2 separate regions of the Mus musculus genome follow, and region 2 is linked to region 1. The links are chromatin loops, found by intact Hi-C in ENCODE. Cell type or tissue: gastrocnemius. All regions are shown on one strand. Each heading gives the region's core, and the rest is flanking DNA. Links, peaks and the distances in the headings are about the cores only.

Region 1 (7,398 bases), core at 1,546-6,545:
ATGCAGGGATGCAGTCCCTAGAGGACCACACAGACACCTGGTCTGTCTGTGATGGATACCCTTTCTAGGGGCCACAGGAGTGCAGTAGAGAGGGATCGTCTTTCTTCTCCACCTCCTCACAGGAGCTCTCACCCTCTAATCAGCTCATCCTTCCTTCCTTCCTTCCTTCCTTCCTTCCTTCCTTCCTTCCTCCCTTCCTTCTTTCCTTCCTCCCTCTCTCCCTCCCTCCCTCCCTCCCTCCCTCCCTCCCTTCTTCCCTTTCCATTTGTTATTGACTTTGTGATTTTTCCATGGAGCCCAGAACACAGTATTCCAGCAGTAAGCTGGCAGGCACCTCCAGGACACACATATGTGAGGACATGGAGAAAGCTCATTATCAAATCAATAAAATCAATAGAGATGGATGAGATGAAGGTGAAACTCAGTGTCTTGTGCCTCTTTTTTATGCTCACTGCAGAGGGCAACCTCAGTCTCCCTAGAAAGAGAGGACATGAAGGCTCTGCCTTCTGTCTACTGCCAGAAATGGAGAGGAAAGGCAGACTACCTTGGGGATTCTTTCAGAGGACAAAGTAGTGAAGGGTGGAGAAGATGGAAAATGGACAATTCCCCAGTTGTTGCAGGACAGAACTTCCTGACAGTGGTGTACTGGGAAGAACTGGGTTGCCTTCTGGAAGAGGAGTCAGATGCTATTAGGAGATGTCATTAGATGTAGAGTCATATAGGCCATCCCAACTTGAGAAGACATCCTATGTTAGCATCCTGGTCCAGTGGCCCAGCAGGCCTGAGGCGGGGCTTGTGTCCGAGGCCTCAGGGTGAATGAGGCTGAGTAGATTGTTTGGTGTGTCAACTGCTAAAATACCCTCTCCAGCCACGGCATTTTGGGTTTCTCCCACACTTGAATGCCTTGGGAGGTGAGTCTGGGCAGAGCTCATTTGTTCCACAGTACTTGGCTCTGGTACAATGCCTGATGCCTGGTCAGAAAGCATTTTATAGACAGCTGTTAACCATCTTTATTTCAGAAGTGTGGTGAGAAGAGAATTAAGAAACAGGTGTGGGACTGGCCACCAAGAGAGCAAGTGGGGAAGGTGCCCAGCTCCAGAGCAGAGGGGGCCTGAGCCCACACTGTGATTCCCAACCATGGGGAACAATGGCACCCACTGGGAAGAGCCCCCAACCCGGAATGTCTTAGGAGTCTGCCTTCTCTTATGAAGTCTCACCATCTCAAGGCCCAAGCTGCTATAGAGGTCAGAGTCATGCTCCGGAGAACCCACAGGACCAATGTTTCCCTTTGACCTCATTGAGAACTAGTAAATGCAATAAGTCCTTGTGGACTCTTAAGGAATTCTGTCTGGACTCTGAAGAAAATAGAGTAGAGGTCACAGCCAAATCTGCCCGCGTGTCGAGAGGCTGGATTCCAGAAACGAGGGAAACAGAATATTGTTTGTGAGAATTGCAAGCATCTGGAGAGTCAGAGGCATGAGGCAATGATGGCACAACCAGGGGATAGCATTTTCTTGAAAAGGCCTTGAATTTTCATGGGTGAGAGAGCAGAATGTTGTGCTGAAATGACAAGTCTCTACTCAAAACCCCTAAGCCACTCTAGACTTGCTGTGTGACACTGGAAACCAACCTCTCTCCATCTTGTTTTCCTTACAAGGCTAAGAATGTATGGCCAGGCTTGACAGAGGGCACCGATGAGATACTGCACGTGAAACTCCTATAGCTGGCAACGTTAGATAAAGGAGAAGTGCCAATATAAACAGCCCTATCCACTGTGCTTTCTCACGTGCCTAGGCAAGGGGCTTGTGCTGGCATGGCTAACATTCTCTACTTTCAGAGAGCAAGACACAAAGAGATGGAATAGCCACGGATATCATTCAATATCACCTGGACCAAGAAGTAGAGTGTCCCTTGGGAGAAAGACCTCGGTGCCTACCCATGGCATTGCACTTCCTCTTCTGAGAATGGCACCATTACAGAACTATCCAGGGTGGGGCCCCAGACCACAGAGACTTCCTTCTGCCTGTCTGCTAGAGGGACATCTGCTGGGATGGTTAGGAAGGTAGCCACTGTCACAAGCTCCAGGGCCCAGAACTGCCCTTCTGCTTCTCCACCCTGCCTCTTTCTGCTCTTGGTATGATCTCTGCTTTGGGGTAAAAGAGTGGGTGCCTGGCTGCTGGGGGTGGGGTGGGGTGGGCATCAGGGAATGGGTGTTTGTCTTTCTTTGGTTCTGTGCTCTTTGGATTTCATCTATCATACAGATAATTACCCAAACCATTTGAGTTCTGCTTCTGCAACAGGGTGTCCCCACTGCGAGGTCCTCTAACCACGGAGTTCCCCACACCCACTCTATCCCCTAAAGCTCATCCTCACCATCATCATGACTCCATAAAATGACAGGAGAAGAGATGTGAAGTGAATCATCATGGCATTGGAGGAGGGGCAGAGAGAGAGAGAGAGAGAGAGAGAGAGAGAGTGTGTGTGTGTGTGTGTGTCTGTGGGTCCAGATGAGTGCTTCTTAAACAGCCTCTTGACTTTTTCATATGATTTGCTGAGCCCCATTGAAAGGGATAGAAAATTCAGGGTGGAGGCATATTGGCCCCAAAGGCAGCCAATGTGAAAATGAATTGAGGCTGCAACCAGCCTCTTAGAACACAGGACAGCTTTTCTTCACATCCCCAGGATGGGACACTGGGTAAGGGGATTACACTGTCACACCCCTGAACCTCAGCCTCCCTCCTCACCAGGCCTCTTTGGACCTCAGCCTCACCCTCCCTGAGGCCTCTGACATAAACCCTGCCTTGGGCCTGCTAGGCCCTGGATCAGAATGCCAACATAGGATGTCTTCTCAAAGGATCCACCACTAGAGCACATGTCCAGGGACACCCCAGGGTCCTAAACTGTGGATGTTCTTGAGGTCTTAGAGGACAAGGACTTTGCTGGGTAGAACATATAAATGGAATGAGTGAGGGTGAGTATCTGCTCCTTCATCAGCAAAAGGACTAAGACATCAATAGAAGAAATATAGACCATTGCAACTACAAACAAAAGGAAAGGACTTTAAAAGTCCCTGTGTATAGATAGCCCTGTGGTTCTCAAACTTGACCGTGCCTCAGAACATGAGGACCAGATAGAATAGGTGATTGCTTGGGCCCCCTCTGAAGTTGCTGATTCCGACTGTCAATCCACTTCTATATTTCTGTTGCTCTGGTATGGAATTCCATTGCTGCTGCTCTGCGGACCATGTTGAAGAGTGACTGGTTCATTTTTTTGGTTTGGTTTGGTTTTTTTAAAGCCTAATTCATTTCATCCATGGCCCAAGGTGCCCCGACAGGTGAGAGGTAAACAAATAAAAATCACACTTTCTCATTGCCTCTCCTCCCTCACCCCTACTTGCTCATTGGGTTCAACCCTCCTGTACTGCAACACAACCCGAGCAAAGAAAGCTATCCCCACCCAGGCTCGCTAATGGCTTTATCCACTCCTACAGGGTGACATGCATGACTTAGAGCTGGCACTCAGCCATCCTGTACTGACCATGGAAGAGGTAGCCTACCCTTAGGATTTCAGTGTGCGTCTATAGATCTCCCTGATCCATACTTTCACTCTAATTTCATTGTTTTAGCTCATTGTCCAACGTACTCTGGTTGACACCTTTGAAGTGCTGGCTGGTTGGTGAAAGATTTCTTCTTACATTCAGGGGCTTCACTCTGACAGAAAAGGGAAAGAAAAGAAAAGGGAAGGGATGGAAAGAAAAGGGAAGGAAAGGGAAGGAAAAGAAAGGAAAGAAAAGAAAAAAGAAAAAAGAGGAAAAAGAAAAAGAAAAAGGAAAAAGAAAAGAAGAATCAAGTCACTAGACTATGAGGGGTGTAGAGAAAATATCTTGTGTCTGTATGGATGTGACACCTGTCAATAGTATAACTGATGCCCTATAGCGGAGTCAGAAAGTTGGAGGTGGGACATCCAAAAAGCAGAAAGGATTTTGGGATAGTGCCAGGCACAGGAAATTCACCAGGGAAAATGTGAGGAGATCGATGTGTGGTACCTGAGCACAGGTAACCAGTCACATGGCAGAATGTAGATTAGGATAAATGGGTTTAATCTAAGTTATGATCGAGTCAGAGAAGAGCCTAGCTGTATGGCCAAGGCATTTGTAAATATATGTTGAGCCTGAGTCTTCTTTCTGACAGCACGAGACTGAGAAGAAGAACCAGACCTGACTTCTACAAAGGGAAAAGCAGGGTGTGTGCAGAAGGCGTACTAGGGAAGCATATCTCAGTCCGTCAGGAAGGGGTCAGTATTAGGCAGGACCCAGCCAGAGTATGGGAGCACCGAGTAACAAGGGGTACTGAGTAGTGGTACTCACTGGAGATCAGACGCTCTCCATCTGGCTTCTGTCCTCACAGTCCTGAGGTACCATTTACAAATCCTTCTTTAGAAGTGGGGACACCAAGGCTCAGAGATTGCTGAGGGCCACACAGCCATCCAACATTAATTTTTTTCTGACTCCAGAGCCACATCTAACATACGATCTTATTGCTCTTTGCCAGACATCAACAACTAGCACCTGTTGTTGGTCACGAAAGGCAGGTTTACCAAAGCACTGGGCAGGTGTGGGGAACCAAGAAGGCTGGGAAGGTTAGGAGGGGGGACCCATGTGTTGTGACTCTTGATGCACAGTGTGAAGCATTGACACCTAACTCCTGGGGTGCTTGGGCATCAGTGAAGGATTCTGAACAGGAAAGGAATGCATAGCACAGCTATGTTTTAGGAAGCTGGGACAGAGGCGTGTGTGCACCCTTGGCACAGAGAACACATGGCAGCGGAAAGCAAGGGCCTGGCTTCGGATGGATGACGGGAGCAGATGAGACTCGGGATAGATGTCATTCTCACTACTGCTGTTGCAAATATTTGACCACTGACTGCATGCTTGACCTATGCTGAAGTCATCTGATCCTCACCATAGCATCCATATCAGATCTCTCCCTCTGACGCTACTTTTTCACTGCTCATGAGTCTCCATTTCTCCATACTGAGTACTGTTTCTACTTGGGAACAGGACCTAAGACTCCTTCCTGAATATAAGGGGATCCAGGGCTGAGAAAAATGAAAGATCAAGTACTCCCAAATTCACTTCTTCTCCTGTCCTGACAGCTGAGGAGGCTGAGGCCTGGAGACAATCAGTGGCTTGTTCCATCTAGGAAAGGATGGACATACTGACCAGAGGCTAGAGGGCTTTCTTGCGCCAATGCCAAGAGCCCACTCTGGATTTCTAGGCCAGGCTGGAGGCCCTGCAGCTGTGGCGGGTGCCAGATGGCATCCCAGTCACCAGGCTGCAGGGCGCCTGAGGACCCTGTGGTAAGCCACGGCTGGCAGCACCTCCTCCCTCTGGCACTTCGGGTGCAGAATGATTGAGTGAGGGGAGGATATGCCGTGTAGGGGCAGGAATGTTGGTGTCTCAGCACTTGGTAGTGTGAGTTACAGCTGCTCAGGGCCAGCCCAGCATACAAGCTGAAGAGGCAGCTGCCATCTTCACCTTGTCAGAAATACAAAAAAAGAAAGAAAGGGAAGGGAAGGGAAGGGAAGGGAAGGGAAGGGAAGGGAAGGGAAGGGAAGGAAGGAAGGAAGGGAAGGGAAGGGAAGGGAAGGGAAGGCAAGGGAAGGAAAGGAAAGGAAAGGAAAGGAAAGGAAAGGAAAGGAAAGGAAAGGAAAGGAAAGGAAAAAACCATGCTAGCCCATGCAGCCAGAGCAGAGGCAATGGAACCTGATTGGAAAAATGGCAGCATTGCCCAAAGAAACAGGGACAAGCCATGAGTTAGGAAACCCCGGCTCACTTACGATTTGATCCTTCTCTTTCAAACCATGAAGCCTTGAAGAGCCTCTTTAATCTGTTCGTGGATATACTCTCTTTTCTCCTCCCTAGCCTTGCACTATAGGTGGTATGAGTGAGTTGATGTGTGGAGAGGAGAGTTGAGAAAAGAAAAGAGGAGAGAGCAGAGAGTGGGGAAGAGAGGGCTGGGGAGGAGAGGGCATTTGCAACCCAAGGGGTTCTGCAGATGCCATTGGAGTTGAAACTAGTAACGTTAATGTTGATATGGCTAATCTCCGGGGAAATATGGTGATACAATTGAGCATTTGCAAGGAATTTATTTGAAACCTGTATTGTCTTTGCTACTGCTCTATGAAGCTTAAAATACTTCAAAAATGGTAATTCTTACATTCTCTTTCATTGCTTTCTCTTCTATTCAGGGAGCTTTGGCTGAGCAGGCACACTTCAGAGGTCTACAGGCCTCTGAAGGACCTGCCTCCTAGCAGGGAGACCAATGTTATTCTATATCCTAAGCAGGGCAAAGATCTACTGTGCTAAGAGGGCTAAAGTCCCGGCAGCAGAAAGCCCTGGTTTGGGGTGGCCAGGGACCAATGCACAGGCTGATGTAGAGCTACAGCGGAGGTGAGATTCCAGCTTTTTGTGGAGAGCAGGGGCTTACCAATCATATAACCATAGAAGTGCCTGCCCAGAAGAAAGCCTCAAAATGCATTCTAGAGAGAAGGAAGCTGTGTCACTATAGCAGTGTCTGATCGTGCTGGGGTAGAGGGGCCTGGGAAAGGAGTGGGCATGAAGCCCAAAGAGGCAACATAGAAGCAAGTCTGTGGATTGTGAGTGTTTTCAGAGACTTGGGATGTCACTACAGGAGAAATGGGGCATCAGGGGAGGCGGGAGCAAAGGAGTGACACGATCCAGGACATAGCTGAAGAGAACCTGTGTTCCTCCACTGGATTGTTCTCTGGGTTCGGCCACCCACCTGGTCTCCTTCCCTGACCCCTGGACTTCTGATTTAGGTTCGAGACTGAGGATTCTAGAATTCTAGAATCATGGAGGAACCCAAAGCACCTCGGCTGAAAGGAGCTGTGTAATCACATGTTTAGAGAGAGACTTCTTCCCAGTCCCAGTACTTTGTGTGCCTTTTCTAGTCCCATGAAGGCCAGGCTTCCAGCGCTGCAGGCTTCTAATTTGTTCAAATGTTTTGTTCTATACACGATGGTACCTGAGGCCTTGCAGCTTATTACAGCTCACTGGGTAAATCAAAAGGCCCCTGGGTCCTGATGTTAAACTCAGCTAGTTGAACATAAGGCCACCAGGGGAGAATGTCTTCCCTGTAGAATGATGGGTTCCAGGAACGGTGGTGTGTCAAGCTTATTTCTACCCCTTCTGCAGGTCAGTCCATGCCTCCCTGCCCATCCCCACTTCCAGCGAACTCATTCTAGGAAATTATGATCTGCAACGGGGACAGACTACAGGCACTCTGAATGAAAGTTTCTCACTGTGTGCATCAAGAACTTAATATATATCAACAAACCACACAGACCCAGGGTATGTGATAGTCTGCCCCACAAGGC
Region 2 (7,398 bases), core at 1,158-6,157, 110 kb before region 1:
GTCTCTTTGATGATGATTATGCTAGGCTCTGGTCCCAGCACATCCTGTAGGCATGAAAAACTGTAGGTTGGAGGGTCTGTGGCTGGGTCCACTTGAGGCTCTGCCTAGCTACAGATGATGACTGGCTCAGGCTCTAGGCCCCCCATTACTGGGAGCCTTCAATCCTGTCACCACAGTAGACTCCACGGAGTTTCCATTGCACTAGATTTTTACCTGGTCCCTGAAATGGCCCTCAATTCCAGTCGTCTCTCCCAGTCTTCTCTCCTTCTATCCCCTGCACCTAATCCCTCCTACTCCCAACCCAGCAGCCCCGAGTCCATTCAAGAAACCTATTCTATTTCCCCTTCCCAGGAAGATCCTTACAACCCTTCTTGTCTGTGGATTATAGCATGTGTGTGGATAAGCCTCTCTAGGTCTGTGGATTATACCATGATTATCCTTTACAGCTAATATCTATGTGTAAGTGAGTGCATAACATGTTTGTCCTGTTGGGTCTAGCTAACTTTACTCGGGTTGGTTTTTGTTTTTGTTTTTGTTTTTTTCTACTTGTATCCATTTGCCTGAAAATTTCATGATGCCATTTCTTTTAAACATCTGAATAATAATACTCCATTGTGTAAATGTATTACTTTGCTAAAAAAAATCCATTCTTTAGTTAAGGGACATCTCGGTTGCTTCCAGTTTCTGGCTACTATGAATAAAGCTGCTATGAACATAGCTGGGCAAGTAACCTTGTGGCAGGATGGAACATGCTTTGGGTATTTACCCAGGAGAGGTATGGCTGGATCATGAGGTATATTGATTCCCAATGTTCTGATTGGGAAACTGCCATATTATTTTCCAAAGTGGGCAGCACGTTTGCACTCCCACCAGCAATGGAGGAGTGTGCCCCTCTCTCCAAATCCTCGCCAGCGTAAGCTGTCACTTGTAGTTTTGATCTTAGCCATTTTGACAGGTGTAAGATGGAATCTCAGTTGTTTGATTTGCATTTCCTCAGTGGCTAAGGATGTTGTACATTTCTCTAAGCATTTTCTCAGCTATTTGAGATTTTTTGTTGTTGTTGAGAATTCTTTTTAGATCAATACTCCATTTTAAAATTGGATTATTTAGTGCGTTGATGCTTAGTTTCTTTTGTTCTTTATATATTTTGGATATTAGCCTTTTGTTGGATGTGGAGTTGGTGAAAATTTTTTTTCCTTTCTGTAGTTTGTTGTTTTGCCCTATTGTATCTGTTGCTTTACAGAAGCTTTTCAGTTCCATGAGGTCCCATTTATCAACTGTTGATCTAGTGCTTGCACTATTGATGTTCTGTTCAAAAAGTTGCCTCCTGTGCCAATGCATTCAAGGTTATTGCCCACTTTCTCATGGATCAGATTCAGCATATCTGATTGAGGTTTATGTTGAGGTCTTTGATCCATTTGGACTTGAGTTTTGTGCAGGATGATAGCTATCAATCTATTTATAGTCTTCTACGTGCAGGCATCCAGTTAAACCAGCATACTGGTCACTAGCTTATTTCCATCCATCTTCGTATTTTTCCTCCCTATTTTTGACTACCCCATAAGCAAGATTTTCATAGAGAAGTGACTGGTTTTTCTCCACTCATCTTAACCACCCCCTTCTTACATTTTGAGACAGGGTTTCACTCTATGGCCTGGAGTTTTATCCATAATCCTGGCTGAGAACTCAGAATACTTGTGCCTCAGCGTCCTAAGATTACAGTGATGGAATTTGTATTACGCTATGGGATGATTTGTGTTCTCAGCTCCCAGAATGACTTTTCTGAAGCTGTAAGATAGTTCTATTCCTGCTGAACTGCTCACGGTGAACCATGCAGCCCTTTCTGATCTGGCTCTGACACCCTGCTTGTCTTCATCTCTCACTCTCTACATCATATTTAATATTCACTGAGCTTTCTCCCTATCACACTTCCTAATGCTTTTTCAATATCTGAACCTCTGTGTATGTCTTCCTTGTGTTTGGAGGCTTGCCTTCCAGATCAACATTCCTGTTTCATCTTGCCCCTCAGGCCTCATTATCCATGTAAATTCACTTCAGCCAAGCCACTAAGATCTTCCTGTAAATTCTAAATGTATCACTGAAGTCTTAGTTCCAATGAGTTAAGTTTTAGTAACTAATACCGTCAACTTTGACAAAAATTAAGTTTAAAATTCGTCATTACTTTGTCTCTAAGGCTCTTGGCATTAATTGCTCTGTCAGTACATGAGTATTTGCATGAAATACCACGTGGGATTCTTTTTAGGTCTAAGTACCCAAAAAGGTTCATTTTCTTTGATGAATTGCTAATGCAGCACTGATTCTAATTTATCTCTTTTGGGGTCGGATAACATGACACCCAGAGTCAATATTTTGTTAAGTTCTTGCAAATGTGTTATCTGTATAGACAACACTGCCCAATAGAAAGTCCTATAATTGTGGCAGTATTTTTATTTGCAATGATTGTCCAGTAAGAAGTCATTAGCTGCATGTGGCTAGTAAGCCTTAAAGTATGTCCAGTGAGCCCAAACTTTAAATCTTAAATCTTATTTAATAATGTAGCTAAATACAGTGGCTATCACACAGAGAGCGTGGAACTAGAGATATTGTAGTCTATTTTTATGATATTGGGTTGGTATTCATTTTTATACGGTCTTCTTTGTCCGTTATCGTGTTTTCTATGCGTTGCCTGACTTCTTTGTGGCTAGAGGGAAAAAGAAAGAAGTTAGAGTCGGATGACTCACATTTGTGTTTGGTTTGCTTTCTCTTGCTGTGATAAATATCAGGACCAAAAGCAACGTGAGGAGGAAAGGAGTTGATTTCAGCAGGAGCTCAGGGCAGTGACCTGAAAGCAAGAAGTGGAAGACACTGGCTTGCTTTCAGGCTCACATTCAGCTACCTCCTTACACAGCCCAGTCCCACCTGCCTAGGCTTGATGTAGCCCACAGGGCCTCCTTCACCATTAGCAATCAAGAAAGTGCCCACAGTCCACTCCAACGTGGGAAATTCCTCAACTGAGGCTCCCTCTTCCCAGAGGTGACTCAGGTTAATGTCCGGTTGACAGCTAAAGCTTCTTGTGGCAACATCTACATGAGGAATTGGTGTTAAAAGCAATGGGATTGTTTGTTGTTTGGGGGGAGTGGTCGGTCTCTGTCTCCAACCTCCCCACCCTGGTCTCTTTCTTCAGTTCTGGGAAAGTACACCGGCCTGTTCAACAGCAAAAGGAAGGCTTGATGCTGGTGTACTTTCCCAGAACTTTACTCATCCTCACGTCTTCTCAAACCAAAGAATCAGGGCCCTGAATCTGCACTTAAAACACAAGACAGATGGAGCCGTCATCTTTTTCAAGCCACTACAGGCAAATACTGTACTAACTTAAAGCAAATAGGAGCATCCACATCTCCTAAATATGTTCTGGGAAGGGAAGACCATCCTGAAAATTCAGGAACCCATTGCTTTTTATTAAGAAAATGGTTAAAAAAAAAAAAAAAAAAGCCTGGCGGTGGTGGTGCATGCCTTTAATCCCAGCACTTGGGAGGCAGAGGCAGGCGGATTTCTGGGTTCAAGGCCAGCCTGGTCCACAAAGTGAGTTCCAGGACAGCCAGGGCTATACAGAGAAACCCTGTCTTGAAACCTCCCCCACCCCCAAAAAAAAAAAAAAAAAAAAAAAAGAAAAAGAAAAGAAAAAGAAAAAGATGCTAGAGACAGTGAGGCAGGAGACTTGCTGCAAATTTGTGGCAAACCTGGGCTACAGACAGAGACATTGCCCCAAAATCAAAGTCAAAGTTCTAGTCAGCGCAGCTATGAACCATCTGGGTGGCACAACCATAGTCAAAGTTTCCTCTTCTTTCAAGTGAGAGGACAGGACAAAATGACCTTTAATTTCCTGTCTAACACGGTGATAGCCGAGCTAGCTGTGTGGAGCACTTAGCGCTGACGAGGAGAGTTATCTCTTGCAGTGATATGCAGGTCTAACGAACAGCTTTGTTTCCATTTCAAAGACTTCAACTTGTCCCAAACTGCACAGGAGGCAAATGGAGGTTTCTATCTGAATCTCACCATCTGGCTTCAGCAGGCCCCTCTTACCTGTTTTTCCACTCTGAAACTTAGTTTCTAACAGGCCAGGATGCCTTTGTTTTTCTGGATAGTTAAGGAATTGTGACCATTAAAGCTAGGGCTTTCAAAATAAATGCCCAACACAGTTCACATCAGTAGGTAGGTTTGTAACCAGTGAGAACAAGTGTGAGTACTGGACAAATAATATTACTAGCTGACTAATTGAGTATGCTTTTGTATGAAGAATGTGGGAGTGCGTGGCTCAGTCACAGTGCAACTCACTCACAGGGCTTAATACGTATGTCCTATGAGTCAAAGAACACAGGACACTCTCAGAAAGGGATAACTCAGTTAAAAAACAAACAAACCAAAAAACCCTTAACAAACACCTCTTAATGCTTGCTCAATCCTCCAATATCTCTAATGCATTGGTTCTAGTCCCTTAGTTCATCGTTACTTTGCTATTGATCCAGTAAGTCAGTAAATGTTTGTTTGTTTGGTTGTTTGGTTTTTCGTGACAGGGTTTCCCTGTATAGCCCTTGCAGTCCTGGAACTCACTTTGTAGACCAGGCTGGCCTTGAACTCAGAAATCTGCCTGCCTCTGCCTCCCGAGTGCTGGGATTAAAGGCGTGCGCCACCACGCCCGGCTGATCCAGCCAAGTTCTTATGCTCGTAAGTATGCTGGAAACAAAGAAACAGGAGCTTTGGGAATTTTAAGTTCAACCTAAACAGGATGAGGATTTTTCTCCAAATTACTATCAGAGCTATCCCTGGCCTCTGTTCTGTGCAGTTCACTGCCTTTCCCCTCTCTCTGACTGGGGATGAGAGCTGATTCCTCGGGAGATAGGGCAAAGGAAACAACTGAAATTTCATCTCATCTCTGCAGATGTCAGGAGCGATGGGACACCAGAGGCGGAAGAACCTATGTCCCCAGGCTACAGCAAAGCTCCCAGCCCTATGAAAATCATCTAGCCTGCTCTGAGCCACATGCCTAGAGGTCACAGAGGCATGCGGGAAAGTGAGAGGAAGTGGAAACGTGCTACAAAAAGGGCTCAAAGCAATGTGCTCACCACCGGAAAAAAAAATAAAAATAAACACCCTCAGAAATAGTGTAACTGATATGCAAAGAAGATCAAAACAAGGTTTAAAATATCTTGGCTGATTTAGAGTTGGTGGGGGTGGTAAATGAAGGGAGGGTATAAAAGTGTTAGGGCTACATGGCCCTCTGCAGCCTGTCCATGATGCGAGCCCTGAACCCCAAAGAAACAATATGGCATTTACAGGCTCAAAAAAACTGAACCATAGTAGCAAGGAGAATGGTCATTCTAGAGGTTATGGAATGGACTGAGGAGACTGGTAAAAAGAATGCAGAATTTCAGTTACACAGAGAAAATGGAGAATATTATTGCACATGGTGAGCAGAGATAATATAGGATAATAATATATTGTCCTCTTAAAAAAATTCCAAAGAATTTCTTTTCAGCATTATAAAAATGATAAGGTGATTCATACATTAATTAGTTTGATTTAGTCATTCCATAATGTGTACTGATATCAAAACATCATGCTATATGTCTTAAGCATGTGGAATTTAATTAGTCACTTCAAAGGATGAGTAAACACATAGAACTAATGTGGGTGGCACATGTTCTTCGGACTATCTCAGAGGCAGAGATGGACCCCAGAGCAAGAAGCTGGCTGTTCCTAAGCCCCAAACTCCTCCCTCTCAACCCTTGCTCTTCCTGAAGGCTCACCCTATTTACCTAACTTTATGTTCTTTCTTTCTCTCTTTAAAGAAAAAAGCCACCACCACCACCAACAACAACAACAAAGAAACAAATTTCCCAATGATCAAAACAAAGCCACTAAAAGATATGAAAAAACCAACCCACAAACAAGGAGTTTGTTTAGTGTTAGTACACTATTCCTGGGCATGGGACCTGCCCTGGGCTGTGGTTGGTAGATCCAGTGACACTCCATTGGAGAAAATGGACTTTCTCTTTCCCAGAAGCTGACAATCAATCCCAAATAACTTCTTAGGGGCGGGGCTCTGCATCTACTTCCCCTTCTCAGCACTAGGATTTAGTGTGGTTTAAACCTGCTTTCTTACACAACTCAGGACCATGTATCCCGGTATGGCACCTCCCACAGTGTACCAAGTCATCTCATAGTCATCATTAATCAAGAACATGTCTCACGGGTATATACCCACAGGTCAGTCTGATGGAAGGAAATCTCAAGTGAGAGTCCCTCTTTCTGGGTGACTCTACTTGGTGTCCAGTTGATGAAAGCAAACCAGACCAGCCTGCGGAGGCAGTTTGCATGCCTTCCTGATGTTCCTTTGCACTGAAGGTCCAGAGAGTGAGTGTTGTGGCAGATTCAAGCATTGGAATGTCAGGAGGAAGAATCACTATGAGCCAGGGTGAATCCAGAAATGTTTTTGTTTTTGTTTTTTTTTTCCAGGAGAAAGCATTTTGTAATGTGTTGAGGTGTAAACCCAGGGCAATACTCCAGAGGCTTAAATGCATGTTGTGGGGGTTCAAACAACCCCTAAAGGCTGAAGCAGTACAAATAATGTCAGGAGGACATTTCAAAGCCACCATTGTAAATGAATGCAAGGAGACTCCAAATGAATGGCTGCAGTTTTAACTGTTGGGTGTTTAGGAGTTGCCGAGCGTCTGTGAATGGACAAGTCATCTGAGAACAATAGTATTATAGAAAGCTTTTTATTTAATTAGACATGCAAGATGGATAATAAAAAAAAGATCACAGGGGCTCTGAGCATGGAGTCAGTTGGACTATACTGCTGTCTTTAAAAGTTTTAAATTAACTGATGAATGTGCTTGTGTGTGTGTGTGTGTGTGTGTGTGTGTGTGTGTGTGTGTGTGTGTGTATACGTACATGTGCCTTCCTGCGCTTGTACAGGACAGTGGACAGCTTGTAGGAGTCAGTCCTTTCATGGTGGCAAGTGCCTTTACCTGATGCCACCCCCTATTATACTGCTTTCTGTGTAACCTTTGTTGATATACATCCAGATATAAATATAAATACATATAATCGCCTCTTCTCTACTTTAAAAATCTGTCCCATCTATCCCCCAGTGAAGTGTTGAATATCACTTTCAATGAGAAATGTTAAAGAATTTTAAACTATAAAGCTATAGAACAAACCCAAGAGATAATGAAATAGCCAGGTGGGTGAGAGGAAAGCTGTAGGAGCCCTGGGAATGGGTGGAGGGAAGATTGGTGGAGGCCAAATATCATCTTCCCTTTTCTTTCCCAGTACTTTCCAGTGTCACCTGCCTTCAAGTGGGAGCAATCACCAGTCTGGGGCACACAGAACTGA

Evidence for each region. Hi-C counts contacts between places; a loop is a spot of excess contacts. Peaks named below come from ENCODE experiments on the same cell type or tissue, not always from the same donor. Only the 100,000 strongest peaks of a DNase experiment are listed, where the experiment ranks them.
Region 2: a loop joins it to region 1, with 2.6 times the contacts of the local background. A loop is called at or near these places in 2 of 42 quality-filtered maps.

The regions. Positions count from the first base shown.
Region 1 is chr16:24,071,261-24,078,658 of GRCm38, reverse strand. Gm46545 (predicted gene, 46545) reads left to right here. Exons shown (of 2, transcript NR_155457.1): 2 at 1,020-2,184. Among named protein-coding and RNA genes, the nearest start is that of Gm46545, 7.7 kb to the left of the region's middle. In gastrocnemius, for the core only: no CTCF peak of the experiment used is centred there; DNase peaks (open chromatin) are centred at 3,475 and 5,334; H3K27ac peaks cover 3,929 bases.
Region 2 is chr16:24,183,827-24,191,224 of GRCm38, reverse strand. Gm31814 (a long non-coding RNA gene) reads left to right here. Exons shown (of 3, transcript XR_003951916.1): 3 at 4,940-5,168. Among named protein-coding and RNA genes, the nearest start is that of Gm32126, 28 kb to the right of the region's middle. In gastrocnemius, for the core only: no CTCF peak of the experiment used is centred there; no DNase peak of the experiment used is centred there; H3K27ac peaks cover 4,586 bases.